2 separate regions of the Mus musculus genome follow, and region 1 is linked to region 2. A link is a loop called in an ENCODE intact Hi-C map of the cell type or tissue named here. Cell type or tissue: gastrocnemius. All regions are shown on one strand.

Region 1 (8,000 bases), 51 kb after region 2:
ATAATGCAGGGTAAATAAATGCTATCACACCGCTGAAAGATGTACTAGAGACAGGCTCTGCAGCTTCCCCATCAGTGTGGCGCTTTTATCTGTGCCATTGGAGGCTCTGTATCTTTTACATTTAATGTGATAGATCAAGCAGACCTTATTCCAAAATGTGTTTTTATCTATCAAGCCACAGATTAATATACAAAGTAATTGTTTAGTCTTCTCAAGGGACTTTTAAGGAAGTGTCTGGAAGCCCCGATGTCCTACATAACTGGGTAGCTTATGGCTTTCTTCTGGTGTATGTTTAATAATTGCTTATTTAGAAACAGAAGGTTGAGTTTCCCCTCGTAGTTGAACAGCTGTGAGACCTGCTCTTGGCCTTCACGCTTGAGTTTTGTGGTGTTCTGGGGTCCTGCACATGCTTTCAGTGGTGTGGAGGGTTTTGGAGCCACTCAGGCCCTTGATGGCCTCCTCCAGGCCCTGTAACTAATGTTTCCTTCTTCACCCTGCATCTTCCCCGGCTGATTACCCACACTGTCCTGTATCCTACGACCATCCTCTATCATGGAGAAGAATCCCTCAGCTCTACCTCCCCTCCAACGCCTTCTTTTTCCTTCTCGTCACAGCAAACTCTTTGCTGTCTCCATTTTCATACACGCCCCTGCCGGTCTTATGTAGATCAGGCTAGACTCTAACTTCCTTCCTGTGTAGTCAACAAGAGTGACCTTGAATATCTGATCTTCCTGCAGCACCTCCTGAGTGCTGGGGTGATGGGTGTGTACCACCACACCCCGTTTATGTGGTGCTGGGAGCTGAGCCAGAGCCTTGTGCATGTCAGGCATCCTCCTGAATGAACCATATTTTGAACCATTCCCCTTTTCCCTTGAACCCTTTCACTAAGTCTCCCTCTGGTCCTGCTCTGCAAAGCTCTCCAGCAGTCTCCATTCTGATGCTTTCACTCTTCCAAGCCTATGCTGGGCCCATGGGCTTGCTGTCTGCTCTGTTCGCTTTACTGCCTAATCCTGTGCCATCTAGTCCTCTAGTGCTGGGGTTCTGCAGGACCTGTCCTCTCTCCCCTTCTCTTACATTTTTGGTTTTGAGACTCGCCTTTAAGGGCTGAGCCATCTCTCCAGCCCCTTTCTTCCCTTCTCTATTCTGTTTTCTTCCTCATTTTCAGTAGCATAGAGAGTAGATGTTATCTGGAACAGAGCCTTCAGGTTCCCAGGCTAAGGAGAGGACTCCCAAGTTTATACCTTTAATTGAGGCACCTGCTTTGAGCTCTGGATGGGCAGTACTCTCTTTGACATTTATGCTTGGGTATGGGCTGGTGGCTGCAAGACTCTGGTCTCTGTTTGCCCCCAGAGCTGTATATCTGCCTCTTCCCTTTGCATGGCTCTCTTCTTCTCTTGATTAGCTCCAAAGCGTTGGGACAACTCTTAATAGCAGTCCTTATATCAAACAGTAGGCTTGTGAATATGTAGAACCTTGTTCTAGCCCCAGTCTATTAACCTGAGGATTCACATCTTGTGTGGGTCCCACTGTGGCCACAGAAGGCAGCTTGTCAATGACTAGAGTCAAAAATGGAGGCTGCAAGAAGGTATCTATGGGGCAACTTTTGGAGTTGACTGGGGAGTGGAAGTAGAAGGCCTGAGTATTTTTGATCTTTTGGCCCATGCCTGCAGCATGTACCCTTGCTGGTTTGAACAATGCCCATTACAGGTGGAAGCTAGAAACTGTAGTAAGTCCATCAGCAAACACTCTGGCTTTCCACATCACCCTGTTCCCCACCCCCAACCCCAGAGCATCACCTGATCTGTGATGCTAATCTTTCCTCTTCTACATCCCTGAAGGCCATCTATTACTGGCCTCTTCCTCTCTGACATCACCTAGCACCAGAACCTCTTCTTTCTATCTTTCTAACCCCCTACCTGAATATCCTTCCCACCTACACACACACACACACACACACACACACACACACACACACACAGATGGCTTCACTGTTAAATCTGTGGTATTTTTGCTTTACAGGGTGGTGGATCTAAAACTGCAAACTGCACTCAGCTACATTGACACTTCCTGCCACACTTCTTGTTACAGTGTCTCTTTTCTCCTTTCCACTGGCTGGTGCCTATGAGTAACTGCTTCCTTGGGTTAAAGTTGACAATGGCAGAGAATGTTAGATTCTTCACCTGCCTTGAGGAAGGACAAGGGTGAAGCCTTGGCCGACTGGTACACAGTACCCAGGAATTCTAACAGAAGTTAACTGAGCATAACTCCTTTCTCGACTTCCACCTTTGTGCTTACGGTTTCTTCTACAGCCTTTGGGGCAGCTCTACCCAGTTCTCTGGGACTGTTCAGAGTGCCTGACCTCTGAACAGCCTCTCCTCAGAGCAGCCATCAAACATTCCCCCAGAAGCCAGTATAAACATACCCCTGGTTCCTGGATCATTAACTGTAAGTGGAGTTTTACACCCTAAGCCATAAAGGGTAGCCTTCTAAGCAGGACTTTGCAGATCCAGGTGCTGGCAGAATTCAGTCACTAGCATCAGAACCACACTAAGCAAGATGGCACTCCCTACTGCATTCCTGAGCTGATCTGTATCACCTGGCACTCCTTGACCTCAGGATGATGGCCTTGGGAGCACCTTCCTTTAGCTGGCTTTCCAAAATTCCCTTTTTCATGTATCTCGTTCTCTGGCCAGTGTTCCTAGCTACTTCCTAGAAACCTACACCCTTGTCCTTTCTCATACGGGTCAACTTCTTTTAAACCTAGACAGTGGCAGCAAGTATTGAGCAACCCAGACCAGTGTAGTAAGCAGTAGACGGGTAATCGAGACACTCTTGTCTGAAGGAACCATGCATTTGTGGCAATGCCAGTGCCACCTTTGGAAGAGCATCCCATTGTTCACATCTGCCTTGCACATGTGTGTCCTGGCACTAAGCAGATATCCTACAGGGTATTTCCACTTTATGTAACATGTTGCATGTCTGTTACATGTTATGATAGATGTTTTCTTCTGTGTCCAGCCTTGCACAGAAGGTATCTAAGCCATGTGCATTCCCACATGTTGGGCTATTCATAGCACCCAGGTCTTAGGCTGTATGCTCCAGTGGTGATGGATTCAAGCATGATGTAATGCTACAGTTGCCACATGAGGGTGTTGCTAAGATTCAAAGCATCAGATTCAGAAAATGAGGTAGGATCCTTCCCTCAAGCCAAGCACCCTCAAAGGGTGTGAGCAGCCACTGCGGCTTATGTCAGCATCAGGTATTTTTCTCCCTGGATGGCAATTCACACATGCAGGCACACATGTGCCTTGACAACAGGGGGTGCTCTGGAGCTGTTACAGTCTCCTGCAGGGCAACCTGTAATGCACATGCTGCCGCTGTGTGAACTCAGCTGGGACCTAACCCACTCCTGCAGCTCAGAATCTTCAGGCACTCCTAAATGAGGTGTGGTTTGACAGGGCGATGACAGCCACACCTCCTTACCCTCTCTTTCCATAATATTTATAATATTTATATTGTGATTAACTGCTCCCCACCCCCAGGCTCTCTATCTCTCCTTATGTAACTATTTTCTGTCTTTGCAAAAGAAAACTAAGGGGATCCAGGGATGTGGCTCTGTGGGCCCACACTGTATCGATTGAGCATACATGTAGACCTATTACTGGGAGTGGAGGGCGGGGGTGGGGTGGGGATGAAGGCTGAAGGATAGGAAGGTCAAAGTCACCCTACACTACAGGACCCCCCCTTATCTCAGGAAGAGAAAGATGACATCATATTCTTGGTCTCCATAGTAACAGATGGGCTGGGCTGAGTGGACTGCGAACACCTGTCCTCCTGTCATTCCTTCTACTCATTGCTCGTTTCTGTTTGGTGACAGCACTGCTCCTGGGTCCTGTTTCTGGCTTTGTAGGGCACATGCAGGCCATGACTTCTTTACGGGAAGAACTTTCCTTGGGCAGCCTGCTGCAGCTGGCATTTAGCGGCCATTGCCTGCTGAAACTGGTGTACATCTGCTGAGAACATTATTTTCCCTAACCCATGTAATCCTCGCCATAATCCTAGAAGGTGCTATTTTTAGCTGCATTTTATGGGTAGAGAGACTAACAACACCGGGGCTCAATAAGTGACTTAACTTGCCAAATCACTCTGTGAAGTGGGGGTGGTGCACACTGAAATCCAGCCAGGTGCCAAGCTGGCCAGCCATTTTGTCTCTTTTGGGGACCATGCTGCCGGACCTGTGCATGGGCCACAGCTGCGGTGAAATCCACCCCAACGCTATTGTGTGTGCTGCCAAAGCAAGTGTTCCTGTTCTAGCTCTGAGCTACAGGAGTTTGTGCCCTTTGGTCCTGACCAGTTTCGTTTCTGCCTGATTTCCTCACTGTTTTCTCTCTATGCCTCCGAGCTCTTTTGTTATCCCCAAGTTATTCTTTTCTTTCCTCCCCCACCCAGCCCTTTTCTGGGATAGAACCCAAGGCTTCCTGCTCGCTAGGCAAGCACTCTGCTGTTTGCTTACACTTCCCCAGCCCATCCTCCAAAACTGAGCATAAGGCTCTTGTTACTGAATCAAACATACCTCCTCTCCTAAGTGACTGTCCTTCATGTGATGACAGAATCCCTTCACCAACACTGACGGTAAGCACAGCCTGCTCATTCTCTTCCTACTGTTCAGGATAGTCCCACAGAGCTCTGGTGCCAGTCACAATGCTACCAGCCATTTACCCCATTCCTTACGTGCACTTTCCTGCACCTCAGACCGTTCTCCACCTCTTCTGTTCTTCGCTCTCGAAACAAGTATACAGTCATCCTTGCCTGCTGCTCAGAACCTGTCTGCACTCCTTCCCCCAGGGATAATTCTACCTTGGCTGTCTCTGCCTGCCCACCTGATGCTGACTGTGCAGAAGAGCATGTTGCTCCTCTCAGGCTCCGCCCACGACAAGCTGCTGTACTCAGCACGTCTCCTGCTGAGGTTCTCTCTGGAATCTTCAAGCCTCACCTTTAGGGTCCAGGGAGGTGGCTAAGTGCTGGAGCATTTTTTTCTACCATGTATGAGGTCCTGGTTCTGTGTCTAGCCACTGTCTGTTTATTCGGCAACTCTTAGCCATTCCCTATCCTCATAACTGGTGGGAACCACATCTCAAGGTGAACTTTTAAACCTCAAGAATTTCACTTTTTTTTTTTTTTAATTCCAGAGGGTGGGGAGTAGTTTTTATGCTTAGTTCTGGAATAGCCCTGAGTCTGGCAGGCACCTTCTCCACCACTGGACTACATGCTCCAAAGCCTTTTTCCTGTTTTGCAATTACAGATGATGTCATCTTTCTCTCTCGGAGGGTTGATTCTGATATAGTTACTTATAAGAAAACAATCATGGGTGCTAGTAGACTGAAATTGTCCTCGTTTTGTTGTTGTTTGTTAGTCTAAGGCAGGGCTTCTATAGCCCAGCTGTCTTGAAACTTACTATGTAACCACTATGTAACCTAGGACTTTGACCTTCAGAGCCTGCTGCTTCCATCTGGGAGTACTAAGAGACAGGCATGTCCCAACCAACAAACCAGGTTCTCTTCAGGGCTGACGATAAGCCCCTGGGCTTGGCCCTGCTAGGAAAGCCCCTCCCAGCAGAGACACATCCCCACCCGTTCACCTGTGAAGCGTTCCCTGGGCAATACAGCAGCTCCTGGACATTGATTGGAGTGTGGTGGCAAAGTAGAAGTTGTCACGTCTGCAATCCTGCCACTGAGCCGCCCTGGCTGTAATGAAGGAAGGTTGATCACTCTCTGGCCAGGCTTGGTTTGGCATGCCCTCCCTAGGGGTGTGGACTTGCAAATGAGCAGCCAAACCACTGAGCAGCTGCCTGTCAGCACTTACAGTTAAAAATTAACTTTGACTGCTCCTCTGGGCAGTCCCTGCTGAAGCTCACCCACAGTGAAGGAAGTTGGTATGACCCAACTGGGTACTGTCCCCAAGTGTGGCCCAACCCAGTACTGTCCCCAAGTTCCTGTTGCTGAATCTCTCAGTGCCTCATGCAGGAGACAGCCACTGAAGGGGGTGCCTTCTATCCCTTGACACATCTAAGCTCTACTTTTTTCCCACCCTGTCAGCTGTACTCTTAAGACCACTTGTACATTAACACAGTCACTCGAGTGCGTAAAATCCAACCCTCTGACAAAAAGCCTCCAGGCAGAAAAAGAAACCGTTTCGCCCTCATCTGTCGATAACGGATTCTGATGCAGAGCTGGCGAATGTGGGTTTTTTCCCAAACCTAGGCCTAGCATCCATGATGACTTTAATAACTGTGAGATACGCTTTCATCAGCAGTTAGAGCAGGGCCACCACTGTTTGATGCCTGGTGCTGACCTCATGATGAGTGGGCTCCACCCCAGTGGACTTCGTGAAAGGGTAGTCTGGATTTTGTCCTGGGAACTTCATGCTGAAGGGTCTAGCCTAGGCTAGCAAGTTTGTCTACATTCAGAAAATGACTTAGGAACTGAATAGAGTGCTTTGCTTTAAGCATCCTCTTTAGTACTGAGTATGCTCAGGTTTGCTGACCATCGTATATATAACCCACACATGATACCCCAAATAAATTTCTCAAAGGCTCATACACATCCCCTTTGCGGCCCCCTGGTCATGCTAGAGATGCATTAATAGTGGAAAGTAGAGTGCATGGTGGAATCCGCCCTCAGTGTTTAGCTCTGCACACCAATCCCTGGGTATTACTTTTCTACCACACACATGGTCCAGAATCACAAGCCACTCACTGTTTCTAATCAGAGGTTAGGTGGACACCGGCCACTGCTGCTGTTGCTATTATTCCTAACTCATTTCGTTTTGTTGTTTGTTTGGTTTTGAGACGGTATCTCATACCGATTATCCCAGGAACGGCGGCAGTAGCCCAATTATAGGGTTCAGGATGTGAAGGGCTCATTTTTAAGTAGAGTATTCCCCAAGGTACAACTTGCTGGAACAGCACATTAGGGGTAAATCTTGCTGACTGTGGTTTGTGTCTTACCTGAACAGAGAGAGGAGTTATGGTGAGGTTACTGAGTTTCTTTTTATCATGTGCTTCGAGCTAGTGTCTTCCATACATAGCCTTCCCAGAGGTTTGTTCGGTGAGAGTCAAAATCAGTACCTGCCTCTAAACTTTCTTCATATTTCCCTCACTGAGAAGGTCCTAAGTCAAAAATAGTGGGCGTCATCAAAGCACCAGCTTTGTTTATTCTCTCTTTCCCTCCCTCCCTTCCTCCTCCCTTTCCCCCACCCTCATCCCTCTTCCTACCTCCTCCCTTCTCCCTCCTCCTTTCTACCCATCCCTTTTCTTCTCTTTCCCTTTTACTTTTGCAGTGGTTGGGATCAAACACCAGGCTTTGTACATGCCAGGCAGGCACTTTATCAACAGACCTACATTCCAGTTGACTTTTAAGAGTTTATTCACTTGAAATTGTTTTTTTATAATGTACTACCATCTACCATGACCTCACCTGTGATCTCAATATCTTTTATTTCCAGAGTCCCTGCTATTCAGACTCAAGAGGAAATAAAATAAAAAACAAAAAGTAGCCATAATTTTTATTGAGGAAACGTGTAATTCTTTATTTTAGATCTGATTTTTAAGATTTTGCTTTTATTTTTATTCATATGGCATGGGCAGGGGTGGTGTATGGCAAGTGGAGAAAGTGTGTCTGATCTTCTGGAGCTGGGTTGAAGGTAGTTGTGATCTCATGAGAGCTGAATTCAAGTCTTCTGAAAGAGCAGTGCGTACTCTTAGCCAGCAAGCCATCTCCGTTCCCATGTTCTGCAGGTGTGAGTTCTGTAAGAAGTAACGCTTCTGTAAGCGGCATTCTGCTTTGTTTCCATATAGCACAAGTAACCAGGAAAAGGGCTTTCTTCCCTGAGAAGCATCTCTGTCCTTCTAGCCACATGGGCAATGTACAGCAAATAACTACGGAGGAAGCACAGCTGATGTTGTATCAGATGTTGACTTTCAACCCTCCTGCTTCCACTTC
Region 2 (8,000 bases):
GTGCCAAGTCCTGCATGGTATACTGTGGAGTCGGCAAGTCTAGGAAACTTGAAAGACCATGTCTCAAACAACAAAACAAAACAAGTGGGGGAAGGGGATCTGGCTTATGGGGAGAGGTGAACAAAGACAGAGATCTTAGAATGAACAATACCCTGAGTTCAACCCCCAGTAACTACAAAAATAATAGTGAATAAGCAGTCTAAATAGTGAATCTCAGAAAGATGGGCTCAAATAGGGAACATAAAATTCATCTTTCGTCTCTATTTGGGGCAGTTGTAATAAAGGCAGATAGCATCCCCACAAATCTCTGTACATATCCACAGTCAGTTGTCAACTCAAGATACAATACACAAGCTTAGAGGCTCTCAAATTGCCTCTATAGTTGCTCTGTCTGTTTATACATTCACCTGTCATTCCTGGGTGTATGTACATATATCCTTATCTCTCTCCTTCCTTCCTTCCTTCCTTCCTTCCTTCCTTCCTTCCTTCCTTCCTTCCTTCCTTCCTTCCTTCCTGTAGTTCAGGTTGCCCTTGTTCTCAGGGTCTTCCTGCCTCAGCCTCCTGAGCTCTAAGTTTAGTTTTGCACCACTGTGCCCAGCAGAAACCCATCCAGTTCAGCACATTGTTAAATATCATAGCTCTGAAGAATGCCTTTAACAATTGGAGTTTGCAAAAGGGGACTGCCTATTATTGACCCATTCTTTCTTACTGAATGGCTTCCTCCCCTCTCATTTGAATTTGAAGTATCTCTCCCTGATTATGGATCCTCCAGGAGTTTACAGGCTAAGGACTCAGTGGAGCAGGACTCCTGTGTAAGAGCTTTGTGAACATATCACGGCTGTCTCCATGTGCTTCTCCCATCTTACTGTGCTCTGTATCTACGACTTTTCCCCCCTTTGTTTTCTTTGCTATATTTTATGCATTTCATCGACCCAGAGATTTGATAGTCGCTTCCCCTTCTTTAGGAATGATTGATGTGATGAAGTTCACTGTACATCCACAGTCCCTCCTGGGCAGTCAGGATCTCAGCTACAGGGACTAGTGTTAACAGAAGAGAAAACACTAGGTAGGGAATGAAGAAGGCTGTTGGTCATTTTTCTTCCTCATTGGACATTCTTCTCTGAGGATTATGGGAAACTCGATAGCTTTCACAGGGCACATTAGGCAGAACCCCCATTTCTAATAGGCTTGGCCAAAACAAAACAAAACACCTTTGTTTTCTGGACATTAAAGGCAAATTTGCCAATGGAGAAGCATGCAGGGGAGAACTGTAGTCAAGTTTGATGGGAACTCGTTCATGCTCTACAGACATGCACACAGTAGATACCCACTGCCCATGTGTGTGAGAGAGCAAGCAAACCAGCTGAAGCATGTTGGAGAACGTGTTAACCTTTGTGCCGAAGTGCAAACTAGAACCCTTTAGTCGAAGGGACACAGCTTCAGAGGGCACAACAAGGAAGTAGAGAGTGGTTTCTACTCTGCCTGAGCACGGAGCTCCCTGCACTAGGTCAGCATTGTGGGGATTTTTATGATGTTGCATCTCAAAATGGTTTTTGAAGAGCAAGCTTTTAAAAGTTACTGCTTCCCCCAAACCCTAAATTTCTAAAAGCTGGTGTTAATTTCAGTCTCCTTCAAGCGCCAAGTGGATTAATAATGAAATGCTAATGAGGCTGACAGTGCCTCCCTTCAATGTTCTTAATGACAATAAAGTCTCAAGGTTTGATACAAGAACCATAAGAGAAGACCCTCCCACCCCACCCCCACGGTCTCTTGCAGGTTTTCACAGTAAGTGAAACTGCCAAGCAAGGCAGTGGGGGAGCGCTCCCACCTTGATTAGCCTTTTTCTTCATGAATTCACTCAGCTCCTTGTCTTGATTTTTCAAGTAGGGGGAAAAAATCCAACAAAACCGAGAATTTTAAGCTTTTGTAAAATCATTATGGAAATGTTGGAATCAGTAAACATGAGAAAGCCAAACTGAAGATCTAAATCCGCCAATGACAGTTAAGGTCCTCTGGATTGGAGAAAAGAATTGGTAATGGTTGAGTCCCTGTGTGCATAAAACACAGCTGTGATTCCTTGAATTTAGCAAAGCCCAAGAACCTACTGTATCCATGGCTTTTCAAACGCAGCATTCTCAGTAAAATCTATTTGTCTTCTAATTGTTTCTGAATTCCAAATACAAGCGGACAGTGGTGTGGCTTGGAGTTATAGATGCTGTTTTTTTTTTTTCCTTTTGATTACTGAAATCTCCCACATGAGAGATATTATTACTTCGGTTGTTTGTGATGCTGATGTGAGCACGGTTTCTTTTACATGTTTGCTAGGCCGGTGCTTTTGCATTGAGATGCTCCCAGCTTCCAGATGGTATATTTTTGCATTTACAGTAAGACTGCAACAGTAGACATTTATAGAATAATTACCTAGTGTTTTGTTTTTGATACACATAGATTAGAGAAATGAAAAATGAAGTGAAAATTAGCATTTATAGAGCATTGCATGGGTATAAAGATATTTCTGTATAATAAATGTGTGATATATCAATATTTTGATACAGTTACTTGACCTTGGTTTGTCTCCAGTTCATTAGTTTTATTGATTTGAACCATAATTCTCTGGGAATATTGTAGAGATGAAGTGGTTACAAAGAGCAGAGAAGCTCAGTCAGATGGTAAATATTTACTTTATATTGACACTATCCTTTAAACATTTATTTTTTGTTATTACTGCATACTAACCATGTTCTAAAAAGGTTGCAGTTTTTATATCACTGAAAACTGACTCCTCCTTACTCACTGTCCAGCTATTCTTTGAAATGTTTCCAAGAATGCACTCCTGCATGGCTGGCCATGTAGGCTAGGAGCTTCTAAACTGCCTTTCATGAGGCCCCTGCTTTATCACCAGTGGCACAAACATGTATGCACACAGACATACACACACACACACATACACATTTGAAACGCCTCAAATTCATTTTTAAATTATTTTATTGTTACTTGATTTAGGCACTTAGAATTTTTTTCAAAAATTGGATAGGATACAAAAAAAAAGAAAGGCCTGTTCCTATCCTCTATAATAGCCAAGTTTTATGAGGAACTGAGAGTCGTTTGAAAGCTGTCCATCTAGGGTGACAGTTCACCACTGTAACTGATGGTCCACTTTAAATGACTAAAAAGGACGCTACAGCTGTCTTTCCAATTTGGGAAACGGGAGGACTACTTTGCAGGCTTCACTGAGTCCTAAGTATTCTAAGGCTGATGCTGCAGAAGTCTGTTTTTCCACTTGAGATGGCAGATGCCGAGATGGTGTGTTTCACCTTGGTGAGGTTGCTGAGGACCTGGACAGCAACCTGCCCTTTCTTCTTGGGTACTGAACTTGCATTTAGTAATAGAATGTGGCCTCACACCATACTCCCATTGGGTTATAGATTCATTTTTCATTTCTTCCTCTACTTTAAGGAGGGGGGGGGTGAACAAGGGTTTATATATCCTAACTGTGTGGGATCTTGAAAGACTTTCTTTGAGCGTCTTCAGTTAGGAAACCAAAGAGTTGTACATGGCTAATTAATTAAACAACGGTGCTTATGTGATATTCGCCAGTGATACGATGTGTGATTGTGAGATTATGGAAATCTCTTCCCAGATGTTATTCGGTTCTATCTTGTCTCCCAGATGTTGCTGGTTATAGCTCAGCACTGGCCCTAAATCTGAACACCTTTCCTGGCTAGCTTTGTATCATTGGGTTTTTGATATTGCCTATGCATAAAATGGACACAGTATCAGTGAATATTGAACTAACTGCTGATGACTGGAAACCCTCCATGCAAAGACAAATGATTTGCTTATCTTGGCTTTTTAAAAGTTGTTTTACATAGCAAAGACAGAATAGTACAAAGACTTTGCAGACTAGCCCCAGACTTTAGGAGTCTGTATATCTCTTTTGTGTTATCCCTGTGTTTCTTAGAGTCACTTGCAGGTTTGGTACAACACTGATGTAAGCATGGCCTGAAGCTCCTCACTACCAGGCCCAGGGGGCATCTTGAAAGCCAGTTGTGCCATCCTCATGGATCTTATCAAGGAAGGAAACCTGCCTATTCTCATTAGAGAACTTGTCAATAGAGATCTTTCGTGTAGTAGCTAGAGAAAGAGGCATTAGTATTTTAATACCCTGTGCAATTCTTTTCCCTTTTAGAAAGCTGAAGATGAGGACGTTGTTCTCACACCCGATGGTACCAGGGAGTTTCTGACTTTTGAAGTTCCACTGAATGACTCAGGATCTGCAGGGCTTGGTGTCAGTGTCAAGGGGAACCGTTCCAAAGAGAACCACGCAGATTTGGGGATCTTCGTTAAATCCATTATCAATGGTGGAGCTGCATCTAAAGTAAGAGCCGGTCATTTTCGTTCATCCCACTGCTGGCGAGGTTTCTCACCCGCCCTACCCCTACCCATGACCGATACGTTCTTTTAGTAACATTTTCTCTCTTTATAGATCCTCTATTTAGGTGAACATTTGTGGGTTGGAGCTCATTACTCTCACTCTTCATTCTATCTCATCTGTAGTCTTATTAGTTCAGTGATAATAATGTGTGAAGGCAAAGCATGAGTCCTGGGCTGGGGAGAAGGTATCTTTTTCCTCCCCATCTTTGGAGGACGTTTGCTCCTTCTAGACCTAGAGTGAGTTTCCTAGCTGTTTATGGAAGACAATTTTCTACAGTTGTCTTGATCTTCATGGATCTCATTTATAAACCACCTTGATGGCTGTTTCTGAAAGCAAGCAAGCCCATGATGATCACTTTGTGTCCTTTGAATTAGTATTCCATTTGGTTAACAGATTATAATAATGGCTTGGGAATGTCTAAAAGGCTGAAATAGACAGAGGCTACAGCAGCTGCTTACAATGAGATGAAAGCCCCCAGATCCCTTTTTCTTTCCTTTTTTGTTTTAATTTAAACTTTCAGAAAAGCAGTTTCTTGCAGACTGCTCAGCAATCCTCACTTGCCTTCTTCACAGGATGGAAGGCTGAGGGTAAATGACCAGCTGATAGCTGTGAATGGAGAATCTCTACTGGGCAAAGCCAACCAGGAAGCCATGGAGACTCTACGGAGGTCCATGTCCACCGAGGGCAACAAGCGTGGCATGATCCAGCTCATTGTGGCGAGGCGGATCAGCAGATGTAACGAGGTAAACAGAGGATGATGCCTGGGAGAGCCATCATTTATCTCTTTGGCTCTATGAGATTGTGCGGGTTTGTCAGGAGAACATCTTGTTTTCAAACATTGTCTCATGTGACCCAGCATAGTCTGAACTTTCTGTGGAGGATGACTTTAAACTTCAGATCCTCTAGCTCCACTTCTCCAGTGCTGGAGTTACAAGTATGCACCATCATTTTTGCTTATGCAATAGAGGGGACCAAACCTAGGGCTTATTCTAGACAAATGCTCTATGAACTGAGCTATAGCCCCAGCCTTATGACATACTTGCTGTAGCAAGGCCAGATCTCTTAATCCTTCTAATCCTTTCAAATAATGCCACTTCCTAGTGACTAAGCTTCACATATATGAGACTATGAAGGCCTTTCCTATTCAAACCAACACATACTTGTATTGTTTTTATTTGCCAAATGTAGAATGAAATAGGCATAATTATTAAGCTAATTTTTACAACAAGGATCAATATAACATTAACTGAAAGCCTTAGTTATTCTTTTAAATGGGAAGAATTCAAATTTGATCCTGAGAGTCTTGTTGCCCACAGGACTGCCCCTCTTTATTCTACTAGTGGTGCTAAGGGGTGGATTCCAGATATTACACTGGCTGGTCATGTGTTCTTACTGACTTGCATCTCAGCCTTTCAGTGATGTCTTGAACAGTGGTTATGTTTTGTCAAATCATTGTTTGGTATTTTTATTCCAAGTTATGTAGATGCTTGTGAATAGTTCTCAGAATGGTGTACAACACACGTATCTATATTAAGTAGTTATTTAGAGAAATGAGTTGTTTCCAATTCCCAAGGATAGTGGTCAGCGGACAGATATGTATTAAACATCTTCTGTATGTTAGAAATTTTGATAGGTTCTGAGAACACAGCAGTGTGTATTCACAAAAGTATCATAGCTTTTAAAAAGCACGATCCAGAGGCTAAGAAGACAGCAGAGAGGGAAGATGCTGCTGCACAAACATAAGGACTTCCATCCCAGATACATAGAGACAAAAGAATCCATGGGTTCTGGAGCTCACTGGCCATCCATCTGGCTGCATCTCTGAGCCCCAGGTTCAATAAGAGATTCTGACTCAGATAAAATAAAGCACAGAGCCATAGAGGGTATCAACTGCTGGCATGTACACACACATACATACATGCATGGATGCATGCATACGCCCCCCCCCAAACACACACATTCATATATATATATATACTCACACATACTCTCACATAAACACACACACACACACACACACACACACACACACACACCCTGAATATGGAATAGTGTGGGAGAGTTTTGCAATAAAGAGTAACAAAGATCATTCTGTTTCTGTAGGATTCTGATTCCCCAAGAGTAAGGCAAACGTGCACCAGCTTGAAAATGTTTTGATAAAGGCACTGATTTATTCCATTTTGCCCTATGAAAGATGTGAGTCTAGATTCCCTACTGAAATATCCCTGTCACATTTACTTCTACGTTTGAATTTACGTGAATGAAGAAGATTTAAGTGTGGGAGCAGCCATGATCCACATAGCTGACTGTGTTTCTCTGTTATCATTTTCTATATGGCTGGTTCTTAATGTTTCTTAGGACACAGTAGCTTATAGTTAAGTGTGTGTGTTTGTGTGTGTGTGTGTGTGTAAGGTGCTGAGTAAGTATGGAGAAGCTATTTGTACTGAGAGTATTTGACCAAAGAATTATGCAGCCAAAGGAGTGCAGTTAGGGTTCCCAGTAGGCCTCACGTGTGCTTTTTGCTGGTGTGAGATTTATATCACTTCCAAAAACATTTTCTGTCCGAGTCATCGTGGAAGGATTGTGTAAATTATGCTACAGTAAATATTGGTGTCCCCATAGGCCATCCTGCTGTCACGTTTGGGTCCCAGTCTACAGTAATGTTCTTGAGCTCCTTGTAGGTGTGCGAGTCCAGTCTGAGACAGTAGCATAGTATCTCACCGAAGTCTCTTGATGTTCAAGGCTTTTTATTCTTGATGTTCTCCTAGAAAAGACAGGAATTCATGAAAAGGAGCTTCTGTATTGGCAACACGGTTCTGTTCCTCATTTTTGGGGTGCTATATTGTGTGTATGTGTGGGGGTGTTGGTGTATGCATATAGCACACATGCATTTGCTTATCTATGATATTCATTGAGGCAGGGTCTCTCTGGAATCACAGTTTTCCAGTTTGGCTAGACTGGCTGGCCTGTAAGTCCCTGGGATCTGCCTGAGATCTGCCTGGGATCTCTCTCCACCTGTCTCCTACTCTCCAGCACCACACTTTACTGAAAGTACTGCTGTGACTTGGTTTTACACAAGCGCTGAGACTCTGAACTCAAGTCCTTGTGTTTACTGCACAAAGACATTATCCACTGAGCTCTTTCCTTCTCACCCCTACCCAAAGTGCTTGCCTCACACCCAAAAAACCCTGGAAAAGCACTTACCTATCTCCATAGCCTCTCTATGTAGGCTGTCTGCCTAACATCAACATAGCCTTATATCTGATCTCCGCACTAGTTGCTGTTTGAAACCTATATTTCTGGTCGTTCTGCAGCATGCAAGGGTCTCCTGAGCAGCGCCTCTGGTCTGCTTTGCTTGATTTTGGAGTTCTAACCTCTGCTCTCTTTCCATCTGCTGTGAGTCTCTGGCTCTACTTCCTGTCCTTCCTGTGTATGTGAGCCTCACACTCTTCCCAGGTTGATCTTCTCTGCATATGTTCCCAAGCTTGTTCCTTACCTGCACAGTCTGTGTCTCACAAAATCCCAACATTTTTCATGAGAAAAATATAAGGGAACTAGTCACCTT

Evidence for each region. A loop is a pair of places that touch in the nucleus more often than their neighbours do. Peaks named below come from ENCODE experiments on the same cell type or tissue, not always from the same donor. Only the 100,000 strongest peaks of a DNase experiment are listed, where the experiment ranks them.
Region 1: a loop joins it to region 2, with 2.4 times the contacts of the local background. A loop is called at or near these places in 2 of 42 quality-filtered maps.

Annotation. Positions count from the first base shown.
Region 1 is chr8:127,435,450-127,443,449 of GRCm38, forward strand. All of the region lies in intron 20 of Pard3 (par-3 family cell polarity regulator), which reads left to right. It overlaps Gm9909 (a long non-coding RNA gene), which reads right to left. Exons shown (of 3, transcript XR_003947491.1): 3 at 7,298-8,000. It overlaps LOC115486907 (a long non-coding RNA gene), which reads right to left and starts at 5,836. Exons shown (of 2, transcript XR_003947489.1): 1 at 5,639-5,836. In gastrocnemius, a CTCF peak has its summit at 3,317; DNase peaks (open chromatin) are centred at 3,336, 4,218, 4,879 and 5,771; H3K4me3 peaks cover 4,133 bases; H3K27ac peaks cover 3,749 bases.
Region 2 is chr8:127,384,321-127,392,320 of GRCm38, forward strand. It overlaps Pard3 (par-3 family cell polarity regulator), which reads left to right. Exons shown (of 25, transcript NM_001309391.1): 13 at 4,190-4,378; 14 at 5,008-5,178. Among named protein-coding and RNA genes, the nearest start is that of Gm9909, 66 kb to the right of the region's middle. In gastrocnemius, no CTCF peak of the experiment used is centred here; no DNase peak of the experiment used is centred here; H3K27ac peaks cover 847 bases.